2 separate regions of the Homo sapiens genome follow, and region 1 is linked to region 2. A link is a loop called in an ENCODE intact Hi-C map of the cell type or tissue named here. Cell type or tissue: heart right ventricle. All regions are shown on one strand. Each heading gives the region's core, and the rest is flanking DNA. Links, peaks and the distances in the headings are about the cores only. Region 1 overlaps GLUD1 (glutamate dehydrogenase 1). Region 2 overlaps AGAP11 (ArfGAP with GTPase domain, ankyrin repeat and PH domain 11).

Evidence for each region. Hi-C counts contacts between places; a loop is a spot of excess contacts. Peaks named below come from ENCODE experiments on the same cell type or tissue, not always from the same donor. Only the 100,000 strongest peaks of a DNase experiment are listed, where the experiment ranks them.
Region 1: a loop joins it to region 2, with 2.3 times the contacts of the local background. A loop is called at or near these places in 2 of 110 quality-filtered maps.

The regions. Positions count from the first base shown.
Region 1 is chr10:87,048,581-87,057,630 of GRCh38, reverse strand. GLUD1 (glutamate dehydrogenase 1) reads left to right here. Exons shown (of 13, transcript NM_005271.5): 12 at 4,227-4,289; 13 at 5,761-7,429. The coding sequence ends at 5,880. Among named protein-coding and RNA genes, the nearest start is that of FAM25A, 33 kb to the right of the region's middle. RefSeq lists an enhancer at 2,526-2,655. In heart right ventricle, for the core only: no CTCF peak of the experiment used is centred there; a DNase peak (open chromatin) is centred at 4,300; H3K27ac peaks cover 1,607 bases.
Region 2 is chr10:86,980,997-86,990,185 of GRCh38, reverse strand. AGAP11 (ArfGAP with GTPase domain, ankyrin repeat and PH domain 11) reads right to left here. Exons shown (of 11, transcript NR_171046.1): 2 at 6,245-6,332. Among named protein-coding and RNA genes, the nearest start is that of ADIRF-AS1, 14 kb to the right of the region's middle. In heart right ventricle, for the core only: no CTCF peak of the experiment used is centred there; no DNase peak of the experiment used is centred there.

The sequences.
Region 1 (9,050 bases), core at 1-8,000, 68 kb before region 2:
GAGCTGGTTAGATGGATTTCATCTGCGGCATAGTCTTTGTAATTAGCTTGACAGTAAGTGCGTGACATGTGTGTTTTGTACCTTTCCTTTTCATTACATTCTAAAACTGGAGTAAGAATCCTACTGACTACTAACAAATATAAAATAAATAAATTTGGTATTTTTCACGCACGTGTTTTAACAGTGAAGGATTATTATGTATTTTAATTATTTTAAGCTTCAGAGAAATAGGAAGAATTGAAAAGCAAGCATTAGATTGAACTATATGGGAGTCCAAGAGTTTGAGACCAACCTGGGGAACATAGTGAGTCCCCATCTCTACAAAAATAAAGAAAGAAACAAGAGGCCAGGCATGGTGGCACACGCCTGTAATCCCAGCACTTTGGGAGGTCAAGGCGGGTGGATCACGAAGTCAAGTCATCGACACCATCCTGGCCAACATGGTGACCCCGTCTCTACTAAAAATACAAAAATTAGCCAGGCGTGGTGCTACACGCCTATAGTCCCAGCTACTTGGGAGGCTAAGGCAGGAGAATCACTTGAACCCGGGAGGTGGAGGTTGCAGTTAGCCGAGATTGCACCACTGCACTCTAGCCTGAGCAACAGAGAGATACTCCGTTCCCGCCGCCGCCACCCCCCTCCCCCCGCCAAAAAAAAGAAAGGAGGGATGGAGGGAGGGAAACTTCTTTACCAGTAAATGATGGAAGACAGGAAAAACAAAAGTCCATAACACATAAGCCTGGGGGAAAAATTTAACCTCATTGTTAAAGAAATACAAATTGAAAAAGAGTTTTTTTTTTTTAATGTATTAACAAAAACAATGGATCTTATGTTCTCCATATATGTGGTGAAACAGTTGTACCTTTATTCTAGTGACGGTGTAGATTGGTGCAGCTCTTTGGAAAATGTGAAGTTATTAAAGTGTTCCTGCCCTTTGGTGCTATGACAATCTCCCCTCTGGGAATTTATCCTAAGAAAATAATTCAAAAGAGGAGGAACCACTCCATGCACGATGATGTTATTGAAACTATGTGTAGGCCAGGTGCGGTGGCTCACGCCTATAATCCCAGCACTTTGGGAGGCCAAGGCAGGTGGCTCACCTGAGTTCAGGAGTTCAAGACCAGCCTGGCCAACATGGTGAAACTCCGTCTCTACTAAAAATACAAAAAATTAGCCAGGCATGGTGGCACGCACCTGTAGTCCCAGCTACTCGGGAGGCTGAGGCAGGAGAATCGCTTGAACCCAGGAGGCAGAGGTTGGAGTGAGCCAAGAAATGCACCGCTGCACTCCAGCCTGGGCAACAAGAGCGAAACTCCATCTCAAAAAAAAAAAAAAAAAGAAACGGTGTAAACAGTTTTTAAATTTGGTTTTATTTAAAGTTTAGGAGCAGGGAAATGGCTGACTTATATCTTATAATACATCTTAGGTAATATTCACTCATAGTTTAAGAATATATTACAATGGGTAAATTATATCTTCTTTTTTTTTGGTTTTTTTTTTTTTTTTTTTTTTTTTGAGACAGAGTCTCGATCTGTCACCCAGGCTGGAGTGCAGTGGTGCGATTTTGGCTCACTGCAACCTCTGCCTCCCAGGTTCAAGCAATTCTCCTGCCTTAGCCTCCTGAGTAGCTGGGATTACAGGCGCCCGCCACCACACCCAGCTAATTTTTTTGTATTTTTAGTACAGACGGGGTTTCACCTTGTTGGTCAGGCTGGTCTCAAACCCCTGACCTCGTGATCCACCCGCCTCGGCCTCCCAAAGTGCTGGGATTACAGGCGTGAGCCACCGCGCCCGGCCGTCAATATATCTCCTTATGAAATATTCAGTGATGGAAAACAGTTCTGAGACTATATTGCAACATGGGAAAAAGTTAAAGATTTTGTTGTAAAGAAAGAAAAAATGCTTTACCCATTCTAGGTACTAACCGTTCCCCTCAGTAAACTTCCTATTTCCTAGAGTGATGTCTTTGTTCTGGTCCTTTTATCTGGAATACACTGATCTCCTCCCTGCTTAAGTGTCACTGCAGTTCTGTGGCTCTCTCTGAAAGTCTCCTGTGTGCCACTGTTTCGTACATAACATCCATCCCAAGTGGCTAGCAGTGCATCGGAAGGACTTGCGCTGCTACTGTCCCTGCCAGAGGGCTGTTCACCCCTCCCTTTGGTCACCCCACTGCCCAGCATATGCCTTGTCAGTTAAAAAAATAAAAGTTTTCTCAAGCTCTCTCCCTCTAGTTTCCCCCTGCCCCTGTTTGGCACTATCAGGACCCACATCATGACCCTGCCATGTTTCCACTGTCCCTCATCCCCCCAGTGCCCTCACTTCCCTCCTTATCTAACTTAAATTCCGTGCTCCATCATTACAGTCACTCCCCAGTCTTGTTTCCTTTGTCATACTCCTTTGTTAACACCTAAGCCCTGATTAAATCCCAGCAGCCCTGATTAAATCCCTGATTAAATCCCGTGCCTCTACCCTGTAGGAGGCCCTGCTGGCAGTTCACACCCTGACCACTAACCTCAAGTAGGCGCTCAGAGCTGCCCAGCAGTCATACTGCTTTTCCGTGTTTCATTCATTCTCCCCGTCTCCTGAGTGATTACATCACATTTTCTCCTCTTCTCACTGCCCTGCATTCCAGCTCATGACCTGCTATCTGTTCACAGATAAAACTGATGCAGCCTGGGAGCTTCCGCATCTACCCAGCTCCTGGTACCTGTACCCAGTCCTGTGTCATCTCTCTTCGAATAGATCAGCTCTTTGTGCTTTCATTTCTTAGGTCCAGTTCTTGTTGTGGGCATTGGATGGTTTTTCCTCAGATACACTGCTCTAGCAAGTCTGCTCCTCTCTCCTACATCAGCAGTTTCCCTCTGAGTCATTCCCCTCAGCTTACCAAATGCTGTTTTAAAAAATGTATAAATCTTAATCCCACTTCCCCTTCCAGTATTGCCATTTGTTTCCTGTAGAGCAAACCTCCTTGGAAGAGTTGTATATACTCAGCCTCCAATTCTTCTTTACTTGAACCTACTCCACCAAGACTATTCTTGTCAAGACAGCCAGTGACACCAGCATTGCCAAATCCAGTAGCTATTTTTCAGTCCTCATCTTGCTTGACCTATCAGCAGTTCTTGTTACAACTGACACTCCCACCTTGAAACATTTTCTTCTCTTAGCTTCCAGGATACCACATTCTCCTGGTTTTCTCCCTACCTCACTAAACATTTCTTCTCAATTGCCTCTTGCTGGTATCTCTTCAACTCTTCACTCTCCTAACATTGGAAGGCCTGCGTCCCTAAACCACTTCTCTATCTAGATTGAAAACTTCAATGATCCACTTAGCCTTGTGGTTTGAAGTCCATGTATATACACTCTCTTCCCACTACAATATAAAGTCTGTGAGAACAGAATTTTGATTTTATTCTCTACTATGTCCCCTAGTACCTGGAAGAGTATGTACTCAGTAAGTGTCCAAACTATATCAGTGACCCATTTTAAGTTTTTATCGGGCATATGTGTTTTGTAGCTCTGTATGTCACCTTAAGAGTGGTAGTGAGTTAATTGTCCTTAATTTTTTAGAAAGCATTCCAAGAAACAAATTAGGAAAGAGAGAACTGACTTGATGGTGGAGGCCCTGAGTCATATCCCAGCTCTGAAAATAGCTATCTGTAACCTTGGCCATCTTCTCTGGTCCTTAGTTTCCTCATCAGTAAAATTAAAACGCTGCTGAGATCTACACAGCTTTAAAAGTTGCTGGCACTACTGAATAGATACACAGAATTCTACCCCAAAGCCGCTATGGGGTTTAATCAGATTCCTTTCTGTGTTCTGTGTGGTGTCCCTGTTCTCTGGGGAGCTGAGGCGAACGCACCGTGGCATGAACAGTGTAACACATTGCTCAGTGCATCTGCGTCTCCATGAGTGGAGGGTGCTCATCTCACTCCATGCCCTCATGTCTCTAGGTCCAAAAACTGTCTTCATTGTTGTACTATAATCTTATTTCATGAGTATTTGTTTGCTGTCAAATATAATAAAAATAAATTGTGATCAACAAGCAACTGCTTCAGTAAGTATCAAGATACTGTATCTTTGATACTGTGCAGAAATGACATATCTTAGCTAAAAGACAAAAAATTCTGTCTGGTTGTATATTGACTTGAGAATCCTTTGTCATCTTATACAGGGACACAAAGCAGGTCTTTGTGGTTTTGTTAAACTTGTGTTCTTTTCCCTAATAGGGTGCATCTGAGAAAGACATCGTGCACTCTGGCTTGGCATACACAATGGAGCGTTCTGCCAGGGTATGTGTGCAGATGCTGTTTGCCTTCCAGCTAGTCACATGAAGTGCAACTCAACCATGCTATCTCAGCCGCCAGACTGTATGTGCTGATAGAAAACATCAATCTGTTCAATGGTCCTCATTTGTGTGTAGCAAAACACATGTTTTTTCAGTCTCAGATGATAAGCAATTTTTTAGAGTCTTCAAATATGTTTTTGAGGCTTTGGAAAGAAATAATAAGGCTGATTTAGGAGGTAATGATGTTGGCAGCTAGCCCAGTATGGAGTAGTTAGCCAAACTGGATTGTAGCTCCATGTGCCACTATGTTATAGCTACGGGAGTCTACCTTACTATAGAATTTGGTATAAGCAAAACTTATTTTGACTGCTTGATCCCTACTTTAAGGCCTCAACCACAGTTTGAGTCCAGTTTTCCTAATTTCTTCTTGGGTTCAGATTCTATCTGCTTGGATTTATGATGAAATAGCATAAGCAGATATTGGTGAAGAAGGTGGTGCTTCTTAGGGCTGTTGTTTTTCTTGTTAATTTTTGATCGAGATAGGGTGTATGTGGTATAAATTCATCCTTTCAAAGTATTAAATTCGGCATCCTTTATTATATATTTGAGCCATCACCACTTTATAATTCTAGAACATTTTCATCACTCCCTTTTTTTTTTTTTTTTTTTTTTTTTTGAGACGGAGTTTTGCCCTGTTGCCCAGGCTAGAGTGCAGTGGCGCACTTTCAGCTCACTGTAACCTCCACCTCCCAAGTTCAAGCAATTCTTGTCCCTTAGCCTCCCGAGTAGCTGGGATTACAGGCATGAGCCACCATGCCCAACTAATTTTTGATTTTGTTTTCATTTTGTTTAGTTTTTTGAGATGGAGTTTCGCTCTGTCACCCAGCTGGAGTGCAATGGTGCAATCTCTGCTCACTGCAACCACCGCCTCCTGGCTTCAAGCAATTCTCCTTCCTCAGTCTCCCGAGTAGCCGGGATTACAGGCGCCCACCCCCACACCCGGTTAATTTTTTGTATTTTTAATAGAGATGGGGTTTCACCATATTGGTCAGGCTGGTCTCGAACTCCTGACCTCAAGTGATCCACCTGCCTCAGCCTCCCAAAGTGCTGGGATTACAGGTGTGAGCAACCGCACCCCTGCCTAATTTTTGTATTTTTAGTAGAGACAGGGTTTTACCATGTTGGCAAGTCCGGTCTTGAACTCCTGAGCTCAAGTGATCTGCCTACGTCGGCCTCCCAAAGTGCTGGGATTACAGGCGTGAGCCACCGCACCCAGCCACCCCATTGTTAAGTCCAGAGAATTAGGCCCTCCTGCCTAGAGGTTCTGCTGCTAGAGTAGTTTGTCTTTGGCTGCCCAAGTCCTGCCTTGAAACAATGAGAGGGTAACTTGGACCAGGCCTGTCTGGGCCTTGTGTGTTTATGGCCTGGCCACTTGAGTCAGGATCATCTTCACTGCATTTTCTCTTTCATTTCAGCAAATTATGCGCACAGCCATGAAGTATAACCTGGGATTGGACCTGAGAACAGCTGCCTATGTTAATGCCATTGAGAAAGTCTTCAAAGTGTACAATGAAGCTGGTGTGACCTTCACATAGATGGATCATGGCTGACTTCCTCACTATCCTCTTCACATGTAACTTCTGCAGACCTATCACAAGTTTACATGTAACCACAGAAATCCCTTTCTCTCCTGACTCATTAATAATGGATACCATTCTCAACAAGTCAATCCAAGTCAGCCCGTTAAGGAGAAAGAAATTAAGGTTAGCGGATCATGTACAAGCTGAGTGTGAAAGTAGAAATCACCTACACCAGAGAGCCATTTTGGTATTTTGCCTTTAAATAAAAAGCCTCCTTTATCTGGCTGTGCAGCCTTGCTCTGTGGCTTTTCCCAACACAATCAGTGCTAGTGCTGGGGAGGAACAGTCAAGAGCAGTCAGTTGCTTGCTTATTTTTTCTGGATGAGTCTGGGACACACTGTAACTTTAACACATTTAAGAAGTAGGTGTGTGGCCTTTTCAGAAGGTGGCATGGTCCTCAAGTGAGTTCTTAGTATTTTATATCAGCAAAATAATTCAATTTTGCAGGTTGCAAACAAATATAAAACCTGTTTCTGTTTATGAATATTATTCTTTTAGAATAGAATAAGTACATGCTGCTGTAATAAAATTGCCTTTAATCACTTAACAAGCCTAACCTTGACTCAAACAGTGAATGCCTATAGAAATAATAAATGAAAAAAACTAGTATTTTTATATCATAAAACAATGTCATTTATAGCTTATCATTCATGTATTGTCCAGCAGACATTAAAAGCCCTGTGGATAATTAAGTTATCTTCATACCTGCAAAATGGTGGAGGCTATTTTCATTAAAACTGTCAGAATTTGCTTACTATAATTATGATACAGTCCAAAGAATGCAGTCACTTTTTATCATGTTAACTAATTGTTCTCTTTTGAAGATCTATGGTTGACTAATTAAACAATAATTCAAGTAGAGTGTCCCAGAAAAAAACCACTTGGGCTCCCTGTTTGGAGTCTGGCTGGCTCTGAGCATTGCCAATGGCCCCTACTCACCTGACTTTGTATCCTCTCCTTTTAGAGGCTTTGCATTCTGCACCCAGCTTCACTAACAGTGGGCTGAAAACATCCTTGGGTTGAGTGTTTCATTTGGGAGTTATTTGGCCAGGGCCTTTTGAACAGTAGTGTCCCCATGAAGTGCTAGATAATATATGTGTAAGAGTCAGCTTTTTTTTTTTTTTTAACTCTAACACCCTTCAGAAATTTCTAACTACTTTGTAACTGCATGGCTTAACCTGGTGATAAAAGCAGTTATTAAAAGTCTACGTTTTCCAAAACTTACGTTTCTTTTCTGTGTTTTTACATGTGGTAGTTTCTCTTTTCATAAGTTATAATACTGCAATTGGATTTCTGAAATGTTTATAGCGACCACCTGTATAACATTTCCTTCCACTTTATTGTGAGCTGCCCAGATTTTATTCTTGAATTGTTTTTTTTTTTTTTGTTCGGTGCTTTACACGTTCAGAGAAACTTCCCGAGTAACGAACTATAGAAATGATCCCTGAAAGCATAGTCTTTATTCTCGAATTATTTTGTATTTTATTAAATAATATGAACAGCTGTTCTTGAGAAAGAGGCTCTAATGTTGAAAGCTGATAGTGAAGTAACTTTTAGTGCCGTTTTTCACTAAAGGGGATTTAATGTGGAATAATTTAGCCACAGAATGTAACAACTATTGAAGAGAGAATACTAACTGTAATCAGAACTGGATTCTAGACTTGATTCCACCAGTTACTTAACTGCCAGTGTGAAGCCTGGCTTTCATTTGGTCTTTGTCCGTATGTCACAGTTCTGCCTCTGCATGCTCCTGGCATAGGGTCAGTCAGATAAACAGGCCCCCAGTATATGGGCATAGTGAGCCCTTCCCCAGCATGGTGGTGTCTATCTGCACTCTAGGTGGGCTACTAAAATGTGTAAGGGGGAAAGTGATACAAAAACCAGTTCCAGAATGTTAGAATAATGGTGGGGCAGCAGATTTAAGTCATGTGAATGTGGGATAAGTCTTAGTGGTGGCCTTTGACTATATATTGGAAATACTGATTTTTTTTTGGTTGGGGGGTTGGTTTTTGTTTTTTGAGACAGTGTCTTGCTCTGTCACCCAGGCTGGAGTGCGGTGGTGCAATCACGGCTCACTGCATCCTCTACCTCCTGGGATCAAGCAGTTACTCTACCTCAGCCTCCTGAGTAGCTAGGACCACATGTATGGGTACGACACCTGGCTAATTGTTTTTATTTTTTTGTAGACACGAGGTCTCCCTATGTTGCCCAGGCTGGTCTCACACTCCTGGACTCAAGTGATCCTTCCACCTTGGCCTCCCAAAGTACTAGGATTACAGGCATGAGCCACCATGCCTGGCCAATGGTAATTTTTTAAAGATTAATGTTGAGGAGTATTGTTGATAGTAATATTAGAAAACTAAATTGCCTGTGCTAGCTATATAAAGATGAGAGCACTAGTGTCAGTAATTTTGGCTCCTGAAGGTTTTAGTTTTTAAAAATCTGGTCAATTACTCTTTTTACCTTGACAGAAATTTTCTTTTTTTTTTTTTTTTTTTTTTTTTTTTGAGACGGAGTCTCGCTCTGTCCCCAAGGCTGGAGTGCAGTAGCGTGATCTCGGCTCACTGTAACCCCCCGCCCCCTGGGTTCAAGCAATTCTGCTGCCTTAGCCTTCCTAGCAGCTGGGACTACAGATGCGTGCCAGCACGCCCAGCTAATTTTCTCGTATTTTGATTAGAGATGGAGTTTCACCATATTGGCCAGGCTGGTCTCAAACTCCTGACCTCATGATCCACCCACCTTGGCCTCCCAAAGTGCTGGGATTATAGGGGTGAGCCACTGTGCCTGACCTATTTTCAATTATTTTTAAAACTCACACACGATACTCAAGTTACTTGCTTCTGAAATAGCCATAGATGACTTATATAGCACCTGAAGAAGACTTAACTGGTGCTTTATGAGCCTCTACACCAGTGTATTCTAATATCCCTGATTAAGGAGATGAGAAGTAAAGGCATGAATTTTCAGTGCTTTTGGCACCCTAACTAGTAGGATTGGTCATTCCTTTTTTCTATATTTTTTCTCTTTTCCTTTTTTTTTTTTTTTTTACTCCATGACTAGCCAAAGAGCTGATTTACTTTTTTAAAAACGCTTGGCATGGCTGAGCACGGAGGCTCACGCCTGTA
Region 2 (9,189 bases), core at 500-8,499:
TCCTAGATACACACAACCTACCAAGATTGAAACACGAAAAGCTTCAAAACCTGAACCGACCAATAACAAATAACGGGATCAAAGCCTTAATAAAAAGTACCAACAAAGAAAATCCTAAAAACAATAGCTTCACTGCTGTATTTTACCGAATATTTACAGAAGAACTAATACCAATCCGACTCAAACTATTCCAAAAAATAGAGGAGGGAGGAGTATTTCGATGGCTGATACTTAAACCAAAGACACATTAAAAAAGAAAACTACAGGCCAATATCCCTAAGGAAAACTGATGCAAAAATCCTCAAGAAAATTTACAAGCAAAACAAATTCCACAACATATTAAAAAATTATTCATAATGACCAAGTGGAATTTATCCCAGGAATAGAAGGATGGTTCAACATATGCAAATCAAGGTGATCATATCAACAGAATGAAGGACAAAAATTATATAATCATGTCAACTGATGCTGTAAAAGCATTTGATAAAATTCAACATTTTATTGTGAAAATGCTTAAAAAACAGGGTATAGAAGAAGCACACCTCAACACAATAAAACCCATATAAGACACACCCATTAAGTAGTATCTTACTGAATGGGAAAAAAAACGAAAGCCTTTCCTCTAAGATCTAGAACAAGAGATGCCCACTTTCACCACTGTTAATTCAGTATTAATTGAGCTTTTTCTGGAAGTACTGGAAGTCGTAGCTAGAGCAATCAGACAAGAGAAGGAAATAAAACGCATCCAAATTGGAAATAAATCAAATTATAATTATTTGCAGACAATCTCTTATAATTAGAAACACCTAAAGACTCCAAAAAACTATTAGAACTGATAAACAAATTCAAGAAATTTGCAGGATACGTAATCAACATAAAAAAATCAGTATCGTTTTTATATGTGAACATCAAACATTTTGAAAAAAGCTAAGAAAGCAATCCCATTTACAATAGCTACAAATAAAATGAGGAATAAACTTAATCAAAGAAATGAATGATTGCTACAATGAAAACTATAAAATACTGATGCAAGAAATTGAAGAGGGCACCAAAAATGGAAAGATATTCCACCTTCATGGACTGGAGGAATCAATATTGTTGAAATGTCAATATAACTCAAAGAAAGCTACAGGTTAAATGCAACCCCTATCAAAATATCAATGACATTCTTCACAAAAATAGAATAATTCTAAAATCTATATGGAACCACAAAAAGTCCAGAATAGCCAAAGCTATCCTGAGCATAGAGAAATAAACTGGAAGGATCAGATTACCTGACTTCAAATTATACCATAGACCTATAGTAACCCAAACGACATGCTACTGGCATAAAAACAGACACAGAGGCCAATGAAACACAATAAAGAATCCAAAAGAAATCCATCCATCTACAGTGAGCTCATTTTCAATAAAGGTGCCAAGAACATAAATTGGAGAAAGGACAATCTCTTCTATAAATAGTGCTGCAAAAACAGGATATCCATATGCAGAGGAATGAAACAAGACTCCTATCTCTCATCATATATAAAAACCAAACCAAAACAAATTAAAGACTTAAATCTGAGACCTCAAACTATGAAACTACTACAAGAAAACATTGGGGAAATTCTCCAGGACATTAAACTGGGAAAAGATTTCTTAAGCAATACCCTACAAGCACAGACAACCAAAGCAAAAGTGGACAAACGGGATCCCATTAAGTTAAAAAGCTTCCTGCACAGCAGAAGAAACAATCAACAAAGAGAAAATCCACAAAATGGGGAAACATATTTGCAAACTATCCATTTGATAAGGGATTAATAACCAGAATATATAAAAAGCTCAAACAACTGTATAGAGAAAAATCTAATAATCTGATTTTAAAATGGGCAAAAGATCTTAATAGACGTTTCTCAAAAGAAAAAATACAAAAGGCTAACAGACTTAGGAAAAGGTGATCAACATCACTGATTATCAGAGAAATGCAAATCAGAACTATGAGGAAATATCATCTCATCCCAGTTAAAATGGCTTTTATTCAAAAGACAGGCAATAACAAATGCTGGTGAGGATATGGAAAAAAAGCAAACCCTTGCATACTGTTGGTGGGAATGTAAATTAGTGCAACCACTATGGAGAACAATTTGGAGGTTCCTCAAAAAACTAAAAATAGAGCTACCATAGGATCCAGAAATCTCATTGTTAGACATATACATGAAAAAGAAAATCAATATATCAAAGACATAGCTGCACTCCTATGTTTACTGCATTACTAATTCACAATATCCAAGATGTGGAAGCAACCTAAGTGTCCATCAACAGATGAATGAACAAAGAAAATGTGCATATATACAATGGAGTACTATTCAGCCATAACAGAGAATGAGATTCTGTCATTAGTGACAACACAGAACGGTGCTGGAGGATATTAAGTTAAATAAGCCAGCCACAGAAAGATAAACTTTGCACATTCACACTCATTTTGGGGAGCTAAACATTAAAACAAACTCACAAAGATAGAGTAGAATGGTTGTTACTTGAGGCTGGGAAATATAGTTGGTGGGGGGAAATGAGGATAGTAAATAGGTACAAAATATAGTTACAATAAATAAGATCTACTAATTGGTAGCATAACAGGGTAACTATAGTCAGCAATAGTTTTTTGTACATTTTAAAATAACTGCATATAACTGAATTATTTATAATACAGAGAAATGATAAATGTTTGAGATAATGGATATCCCATTTACCTTGATGTGATTATTATGCATTATATGTTTGTATCAAAATATCTCATGTCCCCCATAAATATGTATACCTACTATGTACCCGTAAAAACTAAAAAGAACTATAAACACTGATGTCTGGGGATCCCCTAATACAATAGCGGGTTCTGGCTGATCATCCCACAGGGAAGCCACTCGGCAGCCACACAGTTCCCCATACACACACACCGCTAGTAATCAGCTTTGTTAGTGTATAAACCTTAAACTATGTGCAGACAATATCACAAGTCATAAGGGAAATGGAAAGCAAGACCACAAGGAGGTACAACTTCACACCCATTAAAATGGCTATTATAATGCAAACAAACAAAAGATGGAACATAACAAGTGTTGACAAGGATATGGAGAAAACGAAACCTTTGTGCATTACTAATAGTAGTGTAAAGTGGTGGTCTGCTCTAGAGAGCAGCATGGTGGTTCCTCAAAAAGTTGAACACAGAATTATGGTATGACCCAGTAATTCCATTTTGAGGTATATAGCCCCAAGAATTAAATGCAGGGACCCAAAAAGATATTTGTATAGCAATGTTCACAGCAGCGTTACTCACAGTAGCTGGAAGGTGGAAGCAACACCATACCCACCGGTAGATGAATAGATAAACAAATGTGATATATGCACGCAATGGAATATTATTAGAATATTATTCCTTTTTAAAGGAAGGAGATTCTGACGCATTCCACAATGTGGATGAACAATGAAACCTTGAATACCTTATGCTACGGGAAATAAGCCAAACACAAAAAGACAATTCTGTATGATTCCACTTATCTGAGGTACCTAAGATAGGCAAAGTCATAGAGGCAGAAAGTAGAATGGTGGTTAACAGGGACTGGAAGACGACTGGAGTTAGGAATTACTGTTTAACAGGTACAGAGCTTCACATGAAAAAGTTGTAGAATGGAATGGTGGAAATCATTGCAAAACATTATGAATACAGTTAAAGCAACTGAATTGTACACTTAAAATAGTTAATATGATACATTTTATGTTACATGTATTTTGCCCAGTGAAAAAATAAAAATATATAAGCACACAGCAAATGATCACCAGGCCTTTGAAGAAAGCCTATAAAATAAAATTAAGAAACCAAAACACCAGGCGGCAATGGGGAGAATCGAAGAGGTGGGCAGAGAAAACAGAATGCAAGGGCAAGGTCAAGAGAACACTTTTGACAACTGAAAAGTGAGAGCATATGAAAATGTCGCCAGAGGCCGGGCGCGGTGGCTCACGCTTGTAATCCCAGCACTTTGGGAGGCCGAGGCGGGCAGATCACGAGGTCAGGAGATCGAGACCATCCTGGCTAACATGGTGAAACCCCGTCTCTACTAAAAATACAAAAAAATTAGCCGGGCGTGATGGCGGGCGCCTGTAGTCCCAGCTACTCGGGAGGCTGAGGCAGGAGAATGGCGTGAACCCTGGAGGCGGAGCTTGCAGTGAGCCGAGATTGCGCCACTGTACTCCCGCCTGGGCCACAGAGCGAGACTTCGTCTCAAAAAAAAAAAAAAAAAAAAAAAAAGAAAATGTCGCCAGAAAGATAGAAAATCAAGGTGAATTAGATACCAGAAAATTAAACACAAAATACAAAAAATGAGAGAGGAAGATGACAAAAATTAGATCAACTCAAGAGGTTCAATATCTAACAAGAGACTCAGAAGAAACAGGGAAGCTGGAGGGGAAGAAAATTATTATAGAAACAACAGAAAGACATTCCCAAGAATTAACAAGAAAAACAGACATGTACCACTACGGGTTCATTAAATGCACAAATTAAAAAAAAAAAAAAGCCTACCCCATAATTGCAACAGTATATGCTAAGGATATGCAGAAAATTTTAAATGCTTCTACAGGGGGTAAAGCCAGAGTAGGGCAGGATGGGGGAGAGACAGGTCACACACATAAACATATTATTTTGAAATCTAAAAAGAGATTTTTTTAAAAGTAAAAATTGTTGAAGTTGGCTGCATCTGGAGAGTAAGTAGGAAGTACTGAATCAAGAGCAGTCTGTTTTTTGTGAAGTCTTATACTACCATTGGACTTCTAAAACCATGTTTCTTTAAATTTTATCCTGGTTCTCTTTCAAAGTAATGTATACACAACTTGTATTTACATGTAAAAATATGCAGGTGAGAAATGCTAATATAAAATTATTCCAAAGCCTTTTCTAAAGTGTCAAGAAGTGCTAGGATTTACTTAGCAGAAATCACCTGAGGATGAATTCCTTGTCAATTCCGGGAAGTGACTGCCAGAGAAAGGGAAAACAGAGTGGTCACAAAACTGTGATCAAAAGACAGTCTGACACATGAAAAAATGCTCATCATCACTGGCCATCAGAGAAATGCAAATCAAAACCACAATGAGATACCATCTCACACCAGTTAGAATGGCAATCATTAAAAAGTCAGGAAACAGCAGGTGCTGGAGAGGATGTGGAGAAATAGGAACACTCTTACACTGTTGGTGGGACTGTAAACTAGTTCAATCATTGTGGAAGACAGTGTGGCGATTCCTCAAGGATCTAGAACTGGAAATACCATTTGACCCAGCCATCCTACTACTGGGTATATACCCAAAGGATTATAAATCATGCTGCTATAAAGACACATGCACACGTATGTTTACTGCGGCACTATTCACAATAGCAAAGACTTGGAACCAACCCAGATGTCCATCAATGATAGACTGGATTAAAAAAATGTGGCACATATACACCATGGAATACTATGCAGCCATAAAAAGGATGAGTTCATGTCCTTTGTAGGGACATGGATGAAGCTGGAAACCATCATTCTGAGCAAACTATCGCAAGGAGAGAAAAACCAAACACCTCATGTTCTCACTCATAGGTGGGAACTGAACAAAGAACACTTGGACACAGGATGGAGAACACCAGGGCCTGTCGTGGGGTGGGTGAGGGGGAGGGATAGCATTAGGAGATATACCTAATGTAAATGATGAGTTAATGGGTGCAGCACACCAACATGGCACATGTATACATATGTAACAAACCTGCACGTTGTATACATGTAACCTACAACTTAAAGTATAATAAATAAATAAATACAGTTAATGAGTTAGATCTATGATACCAAATTAAATTCTTGACCTTAGTATTACAAATATTTTATGACAGTTTTAAGAAAGCTTAGAAAAATCTGCTAGCATATATTAAAAAAAAAGTTGGATCAAAACATACACTAAGAAATTAATAATTGCTAGATAGAAAACACAAATGTGCAGATTCCCTGGGATTTCTCATTAGGTTAATATTTGCAAAAGTAAATCATGTTTTAACTGTTCAGTTTCCTTTGGGACCCATTTAGTTTTAAAAACATTCAATATGAACGAAATACCTAAATCTATTATAAATATTCTATCAAAACATCAGAAAGTCAAGATAATTTGACTCAATAGCTAAAAATAAACTCATTTTGTAGAAAGAATGCAAGTAAAATGTTCAATAAGTGATAAATACACTTACCACAGGTTATTTGAGCAATGCTATACTTCTTGTAGTTCATGGCAGTCTATGTAAGAGTCCTAGTCTTGTCAGAAAACAGGTATTTTACCTAAATAAAATAAACAAAAATGTAGTAGTCTGTTGTTTTTGACTCCATCTTGACTTGGATTAAGAAGGCGTATTCTGAAATAGCACAGAAAAACATGTGTATCTCCTGGATCACTATCACTATCACAATTAAGATGCATCTGAAAACAGCATGGGTCTGCTACAGATTATGTCACTTTCCAAGATGCAAAGTTTTACAGACTTAATACACAAAGCTCTCAACTCACAAAGGTGAAAAGATAACTGACTGAGTAGGTCAACAAGCAAACCATCTCAACAAGATTAAATGAATGCAAAACAGATGCACTCCAAATGCAAATGTGATGCGCAGATTATGTTACCTCTGGCCATACGTGCTAAAGAAGAGGGAGAGAACTCAATGCCCCGGAACAAGAAAGAAGTCCAGGCCAGGTTCTGGGCATTAACTAGTCATGTGGACTCTGAACACTCACCTCATCCTTCAGGGCCTCAATTTCCACATCTATGAAATAAAGGGTCTGGCCAAGAGACACATAACAGCCTTCTACATGTAACTGGAGAAATTGTGTCATGGATAGGTGAGGGAGGGTAATTAATGGAATTGCCTCTAGAGAGCGAATACTTAACAGAATTGCCTCCAGTTTCTCCATGGCTTTCTAAAGAGGGGTCAAGACTTGCTGGATGCCAGATGTCTTCCAGGGATCCCAGAGAATTGGTCTAGGGAGGCAGTGCTTTACTGTATTATAGAAGAGGAATTAATCACACTAATTGCTTACTCTGTACTTTTGCTTAACGATACAATATAAACAAATACAATGAGAATTAATTTTAAAGCAATCAAAAGGCCTTCAAGTTATCAAAGCTCCTGAAGATTCAAACATTACATCCATATATAGAATTATTACACTAGGGGCAATTAACGATTTGATTTATAGATGTTTTATATAGGTTTGACATGCAACAAATCTAGGGGTATAAAAATCAGTAAAATCTGCCTTCTAATAAACAGTGATTTCTGCCTTTTCTTAAAAAATAGTTATTGTATCAAAATAGTAAAAAATGAACATTTTAAAATAAAAAATGGCTGGGCGTGGTGGCTCATGCCTGTAATCCCAGCACTTTGGGAGGCCAAGGCAGGCGGATCATGAGGTCAGCAGCTTGAGACCAGCCTGGCTAATATGGTGAAACACCATCTCTACTAAAAATACAAAAATTAGCCGGGTGTGGTGGCGGATGCCTGCAGTCTCAGCTACTCGGGAGGCTGACGCAAAAGAATCACTTGAACCCAGGAGGCAGAGGTTGCAGTGAGCCAAGATGGCACCACTGCACTCCAGCCTGGGCGACAGAGCGAGACTCTGTCTCAAAAAAAAACATAAATAAATAAAAATAAAAAATAAAAAATTATCAAGATTGTCATTCTGCCTACTGAATTTTAACTTATCCTTAAAGTTCAAAAAAAAAAAAAAACTTCTTTCTCATGCAAACTTTCCCCATATCCCTAATTAGGATGAAGTATTGAAGCATCCTGGGTGATTCCTGAACACTTTGAATCCTTCAATTATTCAGGTCCAGTTTAATGGCACCTGATAACAATTACACACTGAGAACTGCGCTAAACTTGACAAAGGCGACCAAAGATCTTATACAGGGGCACACCTGTACCCTCACGTCGGCTCCAAAGTCTCCAGAGGGAAATGGACAGGACATGATGAATCAGCTCTCTTTTTACTGTATTATGCTTGGAAAGATTGTTATGGAAACATAGAAGACAGATAAATCAACTTTACCTGGAAAACTGGAAAAAGGTTCAAACCGGAGGCAAATTTAGATCAGTATGTACCAAGAACTCACTGATTCTTACAGGAGTAGGATATTACCAGACAGACAAGTGAAATGACAAAGCCATTCTAGAAATAGAGAAGGTAAGCAAAAGAACCGAGAAGTGGAAGTTGAAGGCCAGCTCGGGGTGCTATGTGACCAGAGCCTAGTCAGCAGTGGGAAGATTTGTACTCTATGCTAAGAACGTTCTCTGTAATGACAATCCACCCTGTTGCACTAAGAATTTAAGAGCATTTATATGCATATATACAATTCAAGGAAAGATAAAGAGAAAAATTTGCTATCACCTCTGTGTAAATTCGGAAAATGGTATCAAAGGAACAGCTTCACCTACATTTCTGTGTCTAGAAAGTTTTATTTTATTTAAAAATGTAGTCTACAAACTTGAGCCTCAATTTTTGGCAATAAACTCAAAAATGATACATAAACCATCACAGAATTCACTTTGTCCTTGCAGGAAAGAAAAAAGAAGAAAACAAACCTCCACACGAGAGGAAGTCTAAAGAATTCCCCAAACCTCCATGATTTTGCAGGAGACAAGATAAGGGTAATCACCTGCAGCACCTGGACCCATCTAGATAAAATAAATTTACTGAGGCTCCAGAGGAAGGTCTTCAGGACTCAGACCTTAGTTATAGATTAGAAGTTAATCAAAGGAAAGACGTTTAATTGATTCACAGTTCCACATGGCTGGGGAGGCCTCAGGAAACTTACAATCATGGTGGAAGGGGAAGCAAACACGTCCTTCACATGGCAGCAGGAGAGAGAAGTGCAGAATGAAGAGGGAAAAGGCCCCCTATAAAACCATCAGATCTCAGGAGAACTCACTCACTATCACGAGAACAGCATGTGGGAACCACTCCCATGATGTAATCACGTCCCACAGGTCCCTCCCCCAACACATGGGGATTACAATTCAAAATGACATTTGAGTGCGGACACAGAGCCAGACCATGTTACAGAGCCAGAAGAGCTGAGTAGTGGGCGCTTAGTAAATGTTCATTAAACCAAATCCCTGCACAAGGATGGCTTCATAAAGG